Regions from separate parts of the Homo sapiens genome. Here region 2 is linked to region 1. Evidence: chromatin contacts called from ENCODE Hi-C or POLR2A ChIA-PET data. All regions are on one chromosome and are shown on one strand. Each heading gives the region's core, a stretch centred on a gene start or an enhancer-like site at or near the end of the contact. The rest is flanking DNA. Distances are from core to core; before and after follow the strand shown. Region 1 holds the start of LINC01554 (long intergenic non-protein coding RNA 1554). Region 2 overlaps CAST (calpastatin).

The links. Hi-C counts contacts between places; a loop is a spot of excess contacts on that map. ChIA-PET counts read pairs that join two places held with the same protein, here RNA polymerase II (POLR2A). Pooled maps may share reads with other maps.
Region 2: a map of mammary epithelial cell shows a loop between it and region 1 (4-fold over the local background). The contact joins the enhancer-like site here to the promoter of LINC01554 in region 1. A Hi-C loop is called at or near these places in 1 of 168 maps with a recorded cell type or tissue (mammary epithelial cell), 1 of 37 single-sample maps with no recorded cell type and 7 of 50 pooled maps. POLR2A ChIA-PET finds 5 or more read pairs at or near these places in 5 of 52 experiments (A673, MCF 10A, RWPE1 and 2 more).

What each region holds. Positions count from the first base shown.
Region 1 is chr5:95,850,152-95,855,233 of GRCh38, forward strand. LINC01554 (long intergenic non-protein coding RNA 1554) reads left to right here and starts at 2,081. Exons shown (of 3, transcript NR_026936.1): 1 at 2,081-2,563. It overlaps LOC124901029 (a long non-coding RNA gene), which reads right to left and starts at 2,554. Exons shown (of 3, transcript XR_007058876.1): 1 at 2,435-2,554.
Region 2 is chr5:96,677,819-96,682,900 of GRCh38, forward strand. All of the region lies in intron 2 of CAST (calpastatin), which reads left to right. Among named protein-coding and RNA genes, the nearest start is that of CAST, 18 kb to the left of the region's middle. Within about 2 kb of position 3,163, at least 3 of the 41 ENCODE cell types and tissues checked have a DNase peak (open chromatin) inside an H3K27ac peak, as active enhancers do.

The sequences.
Region 1 (5,082 bases), core at 831-3,330:
AACCTCCACCTCCCGGGTTCAAGCAATTCTCCTGCCTCCACCTTCTGAGTAGCTAGGATTACAGGCACCCGCCAGCACGTCCAGCTGATTTTTGTATTTTTGTATAAACGGGGTTTCACCATGTTGGCCAGACTGGTCCTGAACTCCTGACCTCAGGTGATCCACCCACCTTGGCCTCCCAAAATGCTGAGATTACAGGCGTGAGATACCATGCCCAGCCGAACTTAAGAACTTTTGAAAATTATAACTCTGAGCTTTTTAAGGACACAGGGTTAAAAGGTGGTTTGTTGGCAGATGGGCATCAGCAAAGCCTGTTTCGAAAGCTCAGCATGAGTGCACACATGCAATCAGCCTTGGCCTTGCACTGTAAATTTTTAGCAAAGTACACAAGTATGGGGTTTTGTTGCCAAGGAAATGGCTTTGTTTCTCTGAGGAAGGAGACATTGAGGACACTTCTCTGTAAGTGATCACCGAGCAAGGCCATATTGTTTCCCAGACCTGCTGTTCTGTACAACGTGAAGCTCTTCGGTCCTGTCTGTGCTTCTCTGGCCAGTCTTCATTACAGTGGCAGCAGGCAAGCCAGGCTTTTGCTGACATCTACCTTCCCTTTCTACTTGCCTAGGCAATTGTGGCTTGTGTTTGAACTGAACGATGAAGAAAGATCTCAGGCAGTTTTGAGTCAGCCTTCAGGTTCCTCAGAAACTTTAAACACAGGAATCAATGAGGTCACTGAGGTCAGGAACTCTAGGCGCCCCTGCCTCATGCTTGGAGCATCAACTTCTGGAGGTCAAGGGTAGGACTATCAGGGACTGCATGACGAAGATGATAGTGGTAAGAGGTGACAGCGTGCTGGCAGTCCTCACAGCCCTCGCTCGCTCTCAGCACCTCCTCTGCCTGGGCTCCCACTTTGGCGGCACTTGAGGAGCCCTTCAGCCCACCGCTGCACTGTGGGAGCCCCTTTCTGGGCTGGCCAAGGCCGAAGCCGGCTCCCTCAGCTTGCAGGGAGGTGTGGAGGGAGAGGCGCGAGCGGGAACCGGGGCTTTGCAGGCGGCGCTTGCGGGCCAGCTGGAGTTCCGGGTGGGCGTGGGCTTGGCGGGCCCTGCACTCCGAGCAGCCGAGTGGCCCTGCCGGCCCCGGGCAATGAGGGGCTTAGCACCCGGGCCAGCGGCTGCGGAGGGTGTACTGGGTCCCCTAGCAGTGCCGGCCCACCGGCGCTGCGCTCGATTTCTCGCCAGGCCTTAGCTGCCTTCCCGCCGGGAAGGGCTCGGGACCTGCAGCCCGCTATGCCTGAGACTCCCACCCACTCCATGGGCTCCTGTGCGGCTGAGCCTCCCCGACGAGCGCCGCCCCCTGCTCCAGGGCGCCCAGTCCCATCGACCACCCAAGGGCTGAGGAGTGCGGGTGCACGGTGTGGGACTGGCGGGCAGTTCCACCTGCAGCCCAGGTGCGGGATCCACTGGGTGAAGCCAGCTGGGCTCCTGAGTCTGGTGGGGACGTGGAGAACCTTTATGTCTAGCTCAGGGACTGTAAATACACCAATCTACACTCTGTATCTAGCTACTCTGGTGGGGCCTTGGAGAACCTTTATGTCTAGCTCAGGGATTGTAAATGCACGAATGTGCACTCTCTATCTAGCTCAAGGTTTGTAAACACACCAATCAGCACCCTGTGCCTAGCTCAGGGTTTGTGAATGCACCAATCAACAGTCTGTATCTAGCTACTCTAGTGGGGCCTTGGAGAACCTTTATGTCTAGTTCAGGGACATACACCAATCAGCACTCTGTATCTAGCTCAAGGTTTGTAAACACACCAATCAGCAACCTATGTCTAGCTGAGGGTTTGTGAATGCACCAATCCACACTCTGTATCTAGCTACTCTGGTGGGGACTTGGAGAACCTTTGTGTGGACACTCTGTATCTAGCTAATCTGGTGGGGACGTGGAGAACCTTTGTGTCTAGCTCAGGGATTGTAAATGCACCAATCAGCGCCCTGTCAAAACAGACCACTGGGCTCTACCAATCAGCAGGATGTGGGTGGGGCCAGATAAGAGAATAAAAGCGGGCTGCCCCAACCATCACTGGCAACCCACTCCAGTCCCCTTCTGCACTGTGGAAGCTTTGTTCTTTTGCTCTTTGCAATAAATCTTGCTACTGCTCACTCTTTGCGTCCACACTGCCTTTATGAGCTGTAACACTCACTGCGAAGGTCTGCAGCTTCACTCCTGAAGCCAGCCAGACTACGAACCCACCGGGAGGAACGAACAACTCCAGATGCGCCACCTTAAGAGCTGTAACACTCACCGCGAAGGTCCCGCAGCTTCACTCCTGAGCCAGCAAGACCACGAACCCACCAGAAGGAAGAAACTCCGAACACATCTGAACATCAGAAGGAACAAACTCTGGACACACTGCCTTTAAGAACTGTAATACTCACCGTGAGGGCCCGCGGCTTCATTCTTGAAGTCAGTGAGACCAAGAACCCACCAATTCCAGACACAGTGGGATCACAGAGAGAGCCAACAGTCCAGGCCATGACAAGCTGGCACCCAGCTCTGCTTCACATGTAAGTTATTCCTCTTCTAATTGTCCCGCTAGGTGAAATTGATTAATCATTTATTCAGAATCTCCACTTCCTGCTAGTTGTCCAACTGGCGTGGCTGTAGCTCCTTCCTGCAAGGCAATGCTGAAGAAGCTATGGAAGCAAGAAGGAAGCATGGATTCTAAAAACTGACAACAAACCACTTACCCCTATTGCTCTTCTTCCTAAAGCTAAAGGTAAATCTTGGCTGGAGTTGCAAATGGGAATGTTAGCAAATGGGAATAGGAATGGTGGTTCTAATGCTTGGGGCTCACCACCTTCCCTCCCTTATACTCCTTTCCTGATGCAGAGTGCCAGAGTAGCCAATACCCCCTTTCAACAGGAGCTCACAGGACAGAAGAAGGTCAAAACTTAAGGAGGAAAATTACATTAAAAGAAAGATCAAAACTGTACAAGACAACAATACATACCACCCAAAGCAAAAATATTAGAGCAAACAGACCAAGGAATTTTTTTTTTTTTTTTGAGACGGAATCTTGCTCTGTCATTTAGGCTGGAGTGCAGTGGTGTGATCTCGGCTCACTGCAACCCCTGCCTCCCAGGTTCAAGCGATTCTCACACCTCCCTAGTAGCTGGGACTACAGACTATGCCCAGGAGAACCCTAGGACCTTCAGGACACCATTTGAAAATTATTCATGGAGAACATGGCATCCTAGAATGAGAAATCCACATCTGGTACTGTCAGCCAGGGTTCCTAGCTTTCAGCAGAGAAAGAACTTATTAAAAATAGATAGGATAGCATAGCTCACCCCACCCCTAAGAGGGAGAGATGACAAGCTTGGAGATAGGAAGAACGGCCTGGATTCACAATGCAGTGAAGATCCTGCTGCTGCCAGGCACAGCAACTCTGGCTCATATCACTAGACATGGGACCTGGCTGGGGGGCTCGTACCAGGAAGCCTGGACACAGGACCCTGCTGCTGGGGCTGTGGCTGCAGGGCTTCTGGAGGGTCTGTGTTGCTGAGACTCCAACTGCTGCCCCCACCCACTGGAATGGAGCCTGCCCCAGTTTCTGATTCACAGTCTGAGGCAGGAGTGTCTCACTGGAAGATCTTGCACCACGGGCCTGTACCTTAGCTTTAAAGAAGGCTGTGGAAAGGCATATATGGCATTTTTGTTTCTGTAATTTGAAGTAGCTCTACCTAATAAGACAGAAAATTCTCCAAAAGGAGAAGGAGGTTCAGATGCTAAGGGAGGAGGAAATAATGACAAATGCTTACTACAGGAACTTTGGCAAGTTGCTTTATCTCTGAGCATTATTCCTCTAGGAAAAATAATGGCCCTTCTAAGTCATCCATCCATCCATCCACCCATCCATCTGTTTATCCATCCATAGCAAACATTTAGTAAGAGCTGTTCTAGCTATCTATTGTTTCATAATAAATGACCCCAGCTTCGTGGCTGAAACAATCATTTCAAGGTATCTCATGACTTTTGTTGGTAAGGAACTCACACAGGACTCAGCTGGGTGATTCTGCTCCCTGTAGAGTCAGCTGGAGTCCTTTGAGATATTCAAGTAGCAGCTGATCTGATCTGGACTTGTCAAAATGGCTTTGCCGACTTAGCTGATCCCTTGACCGGGATGGCTGGAAAGCTGGACTCCGCTGGGCTCCACTCCCTCTCCATGTGGTCTTAGGCCTTTCCACATGGACTCATCAGCAGGGTAGCTGGGCTTCTTACATGAAAGCTCAGGGCTCCAAGAGACAAGGTTTGCCTTAAGGCTAGGCTTAGAGGTGTCATAATGTCACTTCCACCATACTCAGTTGGTCAAAGCAGTCACAGGTTAGCCCAGATTCAAAAGGGGAAATAAAATACATAGACATCACCTCTGGATGGGAGGCATCAGTGAATTTGTGGTAAGAGCCTTTAATCCACTGTAAAAACCAACTATGTGCCAGACAGTGTTAAGAGGGGGAGATACGAAACCAAGACATGGCCCTGTCTTCAAGGAGCTTGCAGTCATACAAGGTTACAAATGAAGGCAGTTAATGAGATCAATGTCAAGAAGCACTGTAAATTGTAAAACAATTTTAATATGAAGGATTGCTTTGTCTCTGAGCTTTATTCCTAAATAATCCTAAAACTAGGATTTAACAAATCCCTATAATGCTCTGAAGTATCAGTTACTGTTTGTTGACTGTTCACCAAGTATCAGGCACTCGGCTAAGAATTGTTTTGGTATAATTCTTCCCAATTCTCAAACCAATCTCACTGCATTAATTTCTTTTTATTCTTTTTTTGAGACGGAGTCTTGCTCTGTCAGCCAGGCTGGAGTGCAGTGGCTTGATCTCGGCTCACTGCAAGCTCCACCTTCCGGGTTCACGCCATTCTCCTGCCTCAGCCTCCCGAGTAGCTGGGGACTACAGGCGCCCGCCACCATGCCTGGCTAATTTTTTGTATTTTTAGTAGAAACGGGGTTTCACCATGTTGGCCAGGATGGTCTTGATCTCCTGACCTCATGATCCGCCCGCCCCAGCCTCCC
Region 2 (5,082 bases), core at 1,913-4,412, 830 kb after region 1:
AGCATTCAAAACTGGAAGAGGTTTCTAGAGCTCTTCTCTCTCCTTAAATTCTGCCTGTATGTATTTGTTAAGGTGGCCAAGCATGGGGGTGGGTGACTTGGTAGTCAGGGTATATTTCCAAAATGGTCTGTCTCAAAGGGCCTCATTCTTTATGTTATGTGCAAATAAGTCATTAATGAGATATTGTGTCCTGGAGACAGTTCAAGGAAACTGTCCCACTTTAGGCATTATGTTAGCCTTGATGTTCATGATTATAAAACCATGAGCAATCTGAATTTGTTATCTGCCCTGCCTACCATCCATAGTTTGTTGCCATCTCCTTTTCTTCTCAAAATTACCAGAGAAAGACTTCCTGAAACTGATTATTTCTCCCAAATATTTTCTTACCTACTGCTCTGTTGAACAAAACGTGAGACTAAGAAGCTTAGTTTGGTTTTTAGTAATCCATTTTCAAACTGGCATGTACCCTCCAATGTTAAATAACTTACTGTCCCCAAGCATATGCAAATATACTGGTTAGCCCTCTGAGGACAAACCAGGGTCTTTGAAACAAAATCAGTTTGAAAATTTGCTTTCTATCTTCTTCACAGTTTTTCTTCTCTTTTTATTATTCTGCTACATTTCTATTAGAGATGCCAGAAAAGGGCACAGAGGAGGACTTTGGGAGGGTATAACCAGAAGAAAAAATTGATGAGGGTTAGGTGAGAACCACCGTTATATTGCCATATATAAAAATACATGGAGGGCCGGGTGCGGTGGCTCATGCCTGTAATCCCAGCACTTTGGGATGCTGAGGCGGGCAGATCACAAGGTCAGGAGATCGACACCATCCTGGCTAAAATGGTGAAACTCCATCTCTACTAAAAATACCAGAAAAAATTAGTCTGGCAAGGTGGCGCGCACCCGTAGTCCCACCTACTCAGGCAGCTGAGGCAGGAGAATCACTTGAACCCGGGAGGCAGAGGTTGCAGTGAGCCGAGATCACGCCACTGCACTCCAGCCTGGGTGACAGAGCAAGATTCTGTCTCAAAACAAACAAACAAACAAAAACACACATGGAGATGAATGTAGCCATGTGAATTTCAGAGTTCTTTCTCCCTTGCTATTTGTCAATAGTTTTTACTTTTTTGGAATATTACCCCAACACACAACCATTAAGTAATCCTAAGATACCTGCAGCAATTTTATTTTTATTTTTTGAGATGAGGTCTTACTCTGTCACCCAGGCTGGAGTGCAGTAGTGTGATCATGGCTCACCGCAGCTTTGACCTCCCCCGCTCAAGTAATCTTCCCACCTCCCAAAGTGCCAGGATTATAAGTGTGAGCCACCACGCCCAGCTACCTATAGCAATTGTAATAGAATGTTGAAGCTAATACATTTGTCATGCTGCGTTTGAAATACAAATACTTGAGGATAGGGTAAGGTAAGTGTCTGAGAGAATTTATTTATGTTTGCTTGTTTATACCAATTGTTATGAATTTTTCAATTCTTTCTCAGATGTAGAGGAATTACAGGACCAAAAGTTGCATGGACTAACAAGCCAAAGATAAAATAACTAGAGAGGAGGAAAAAGAAAAATGAAAACACTTAACATCAGCAACTTTAAATGCAGTAGAACAAATAAGTCTTTCCAAACCTGCAATCAAATCTATTTAAAGGATGAAACTGACACATCCGGCCACACTGAGAGAGTGTGAATCTTTTAGCAACATATTTCAGTAAAGTCCTGGGGAATGGAATTTAAAGTATAAAACGGGCATGATCTCAGAGAGCCAATTTTAAAAGCTTCAAATTTAACAATGGATTTATTTTTATGAGTAAAGAAAACACAAATAAAAGCGAACGGAAATTCTGCCTTAAAGGAAAAGATGTTTTTTTACATTTTCCTTACTCTAATGGCATTGGTGGCATGCTTTTCCTCAGTGTTTACCTCTCCTCCTTTTAGAATGCATGAATTCAATGTTGAATGACTCAAACATTTTTTTTTTACTTTTTTCTTTTAATAAAGTTAGACTTTTTTAATCACAAAAGTAATACATACTTGTGAAAAACAATATTACCCTGAGTCTTACCGCTTAAACTACTGCTCTAAACTTGTGTGTATATACTTAAATTAACGCGATAATGTCATGTATTTATAATTATTATATATGCCAATTTTAGTACTTTTTAATGATTGTGTAGCTAAAATATAATTATTGGAAAAAAATTAGAAAGTACCAGAGAATTTAATGAAAATAAACACCCTTGGCCAGGCGTGGTGGCTCATGCCTATAATTCCAGCACTTTGGGAGGCTGAGGTGGGCGGATCACAAGGTCAGGAGTTCAAGACCAGCCTGGCCGATATGGTGAAACCCCAACTCTACTAAAAATACAAAAATTGGCCAGGCGTGGTCGTGGGTGTGGGCGCCTATAGTCCCAGCTATTCGGGAGGCTGAGGCAGGAGAATTGCTTGAACCTGGGAGGCGGAGGTTGCAGGGAGCCAAGATCACACCACTGCACTCCAGCCTGGGCAACAGAACGAGACTCTGTCTCAAAAAAAAAAAAAAAAAAAAAAAAAGAAGAAGAAGAAAAGAAAAATGGAAAATAAACACCCTCATCTAGGATTCTAGCACCTAGAGAAATGGGCACTATGTACATCTTGGTGTATTTTCCTGCATCTTTTTTCTTTGTTTGCTTATTTTGTTTACTGAAATGCTGCATATCTTGATTTTTAAGCAGAAATAGCAAAGGAACACCATTATAGGGCCTAGTCTGAAAATGATAAATAATGTGCTTTGTGATAGATAAATCTTTTCCAATTAAAAAAAGACCCATCAGTGTGTGTGGCATTTAAGTATATAGAAAACCATTATTCAAGCACCTTGGCATTCAGTATGGCATTTAATGTTCATTATTTTGTGCTCTGTTTTTGAAGGGAGGAGAAATTTACTTCTTATTCAAGAAGTAATTTGTGACAGTGTTCCCACAAGTGATTTAGCTGTCATTAGCAAGTTCTAGAAGAGTACTGCAGCAAACATTTTAACATTCTTTTATGTCATGACAAGAGAGTTCATACTAGTTGTGGGGAGTCGATTGTGGCTGCACAAGCTCATGTCTCAGTGCCAAGAAAAGCTAAGCCGAAAAGCTGCACCGAGGCAGTCATGCCTGGCTCACCGGGATATCTAGCCCCAAGAGGCCAGCACAGGCTCGCACTGGGTGCGACTTGGGAGCTGAGTCTGACTTGGGAGGCTAAAGTGACTCTGGGAAGTTACAAGATTCTTTTCAACTGTGGTTTCCCCATTTTTTCATTTGAAATTTTCATTTATTGTTTCATTGACCAGAGTATTTTCTAAGATATTTTTTTCAGGGAGGGAGCACAATGATGATTTTCTGAGTGTGTGAATGTAAGCATGTTTTCTCGTTGGTGACTCACAAGAAAGTCCATCAATACAAAATTGTACAACATCCTTGGGTCACAGTTTTGTTCCTCAAAATTCTGTATCTATTGCTTCGTGGTTTTCTGGCTTTTTGTGCTTCAGAGATGTCTGAGGCAGCCTACTTTTGACTTACTTTTTAGGAAGCCTATTTTTCTTGCCTTGGTGCAAGATTTTTTTCTTTTGTTCTTACAATTTAAAAATACTACCAGGATGGGCCGGGCGCGGTGGCTCACGCCTGTAATCCCAGCACTTTGGGAGGCCGAGGCGGGCGGATCACGAGGTCAGGAGATCGAGACCATCCCGGCTAAAACGGTGAAACCCCGTCTCTACTAAAAATACAAAAAATTAGCCGGGCGTAGTGGCGGGCGCCTGTAGTCCCAGCTACTTGGGAGGCTGAGGCAGGAGAATGGCGTGAACCCGGGAGGCGGAGCTTGCAGTGAGCCGAGATCCCGCCACTGCACTCCAGCCTGGGCGACAGAGCGAGACTCCGTCTCAAAAAAAAAAAAAAAAAAAAATACTACCAGGATGTACTTATATATTAATATGTGTTTTTCTTTATTAATTTGTCTTGGAATGTCTGTTATTTCATTATTTCTTTAATTATTACTCTTGTTTCGGTTTCCCTTGTTTCTTCCTAAACCTACATATGCAATAGTTCCTCTTTATCAGCTGTTTCGCTTTTCATGATTTCAGTTACCCACGGTACAATACAATGAGATATTTTGAGAGAGAGAGACCCCATCCACATAACTTGTATTACAGTATATTGCTATAATTGTTATATTTTATTATTAGTTATTGTTGTTAATCTCTTACTGTGCCTATTTTAGAAATTAAACTTTATTATAGGTATGTATGTATAGGAAAAACCATAGTGAATACAGGGCTCAGTACTATTTGCAGTTTCAGGCACCCACTGGGGAATCTTAGAATATATCCACTGCAGATAAGAGAGACTACTGTAATTCTGACATTAGACATTCACTAATCATCTGCCTCACAATTTTCTTTTGCTGACATTTACCCTTGCACTCTAGGAGAGTTTCTGAAGTTTGCCCCCCACATATTTTATTTCTAAATTCTGCTCTTTGAAACTTCTAATACAGGTTTAAATTTTGGTTTTCGTTTTTGGTTTCTTTGTGTCCCCTTCTTATCCTCTCTTACCTCTTTGTCTCACTCCATTATCATTCCATCTCAATCTATAGCTCTTTACTCCATTTCATGAAGGTAATACCATCTTGTTTCCTATCAAGGATGTACACTTTTGTCTGAATTTTCTTCTTATTCTGTATCATTTTATGAGATCTGTCTTTTTCAGTCTTCGGGGTAATGATGCCCTCTGCCTTTCTCTGTGGTGGTTTTGAGAGGCAAAATTTCTTTCTGATTACTCTTTTAAGGAGAGCTTGGCCTACTCCTAGAGCTTGTCAGCTGTGATGAGCACATTGTCCTTAGCCCTGCTCTTCATCTATGTCCCTGCTAACTAAATCTCCTCAGACCTACAGCTGTTTGGCAGGTGAATATGCACAATGCTGGTAAAATCCCCACTACCTAGTGGACTTTCATTCATTACAGAACATCCACTGTATGAAATGAGATGCAGGGAATAACTCCATTTTTTAGCAAGGATTGCTAATGCGGCTTTTTTTACCTCCACCCCCAAGA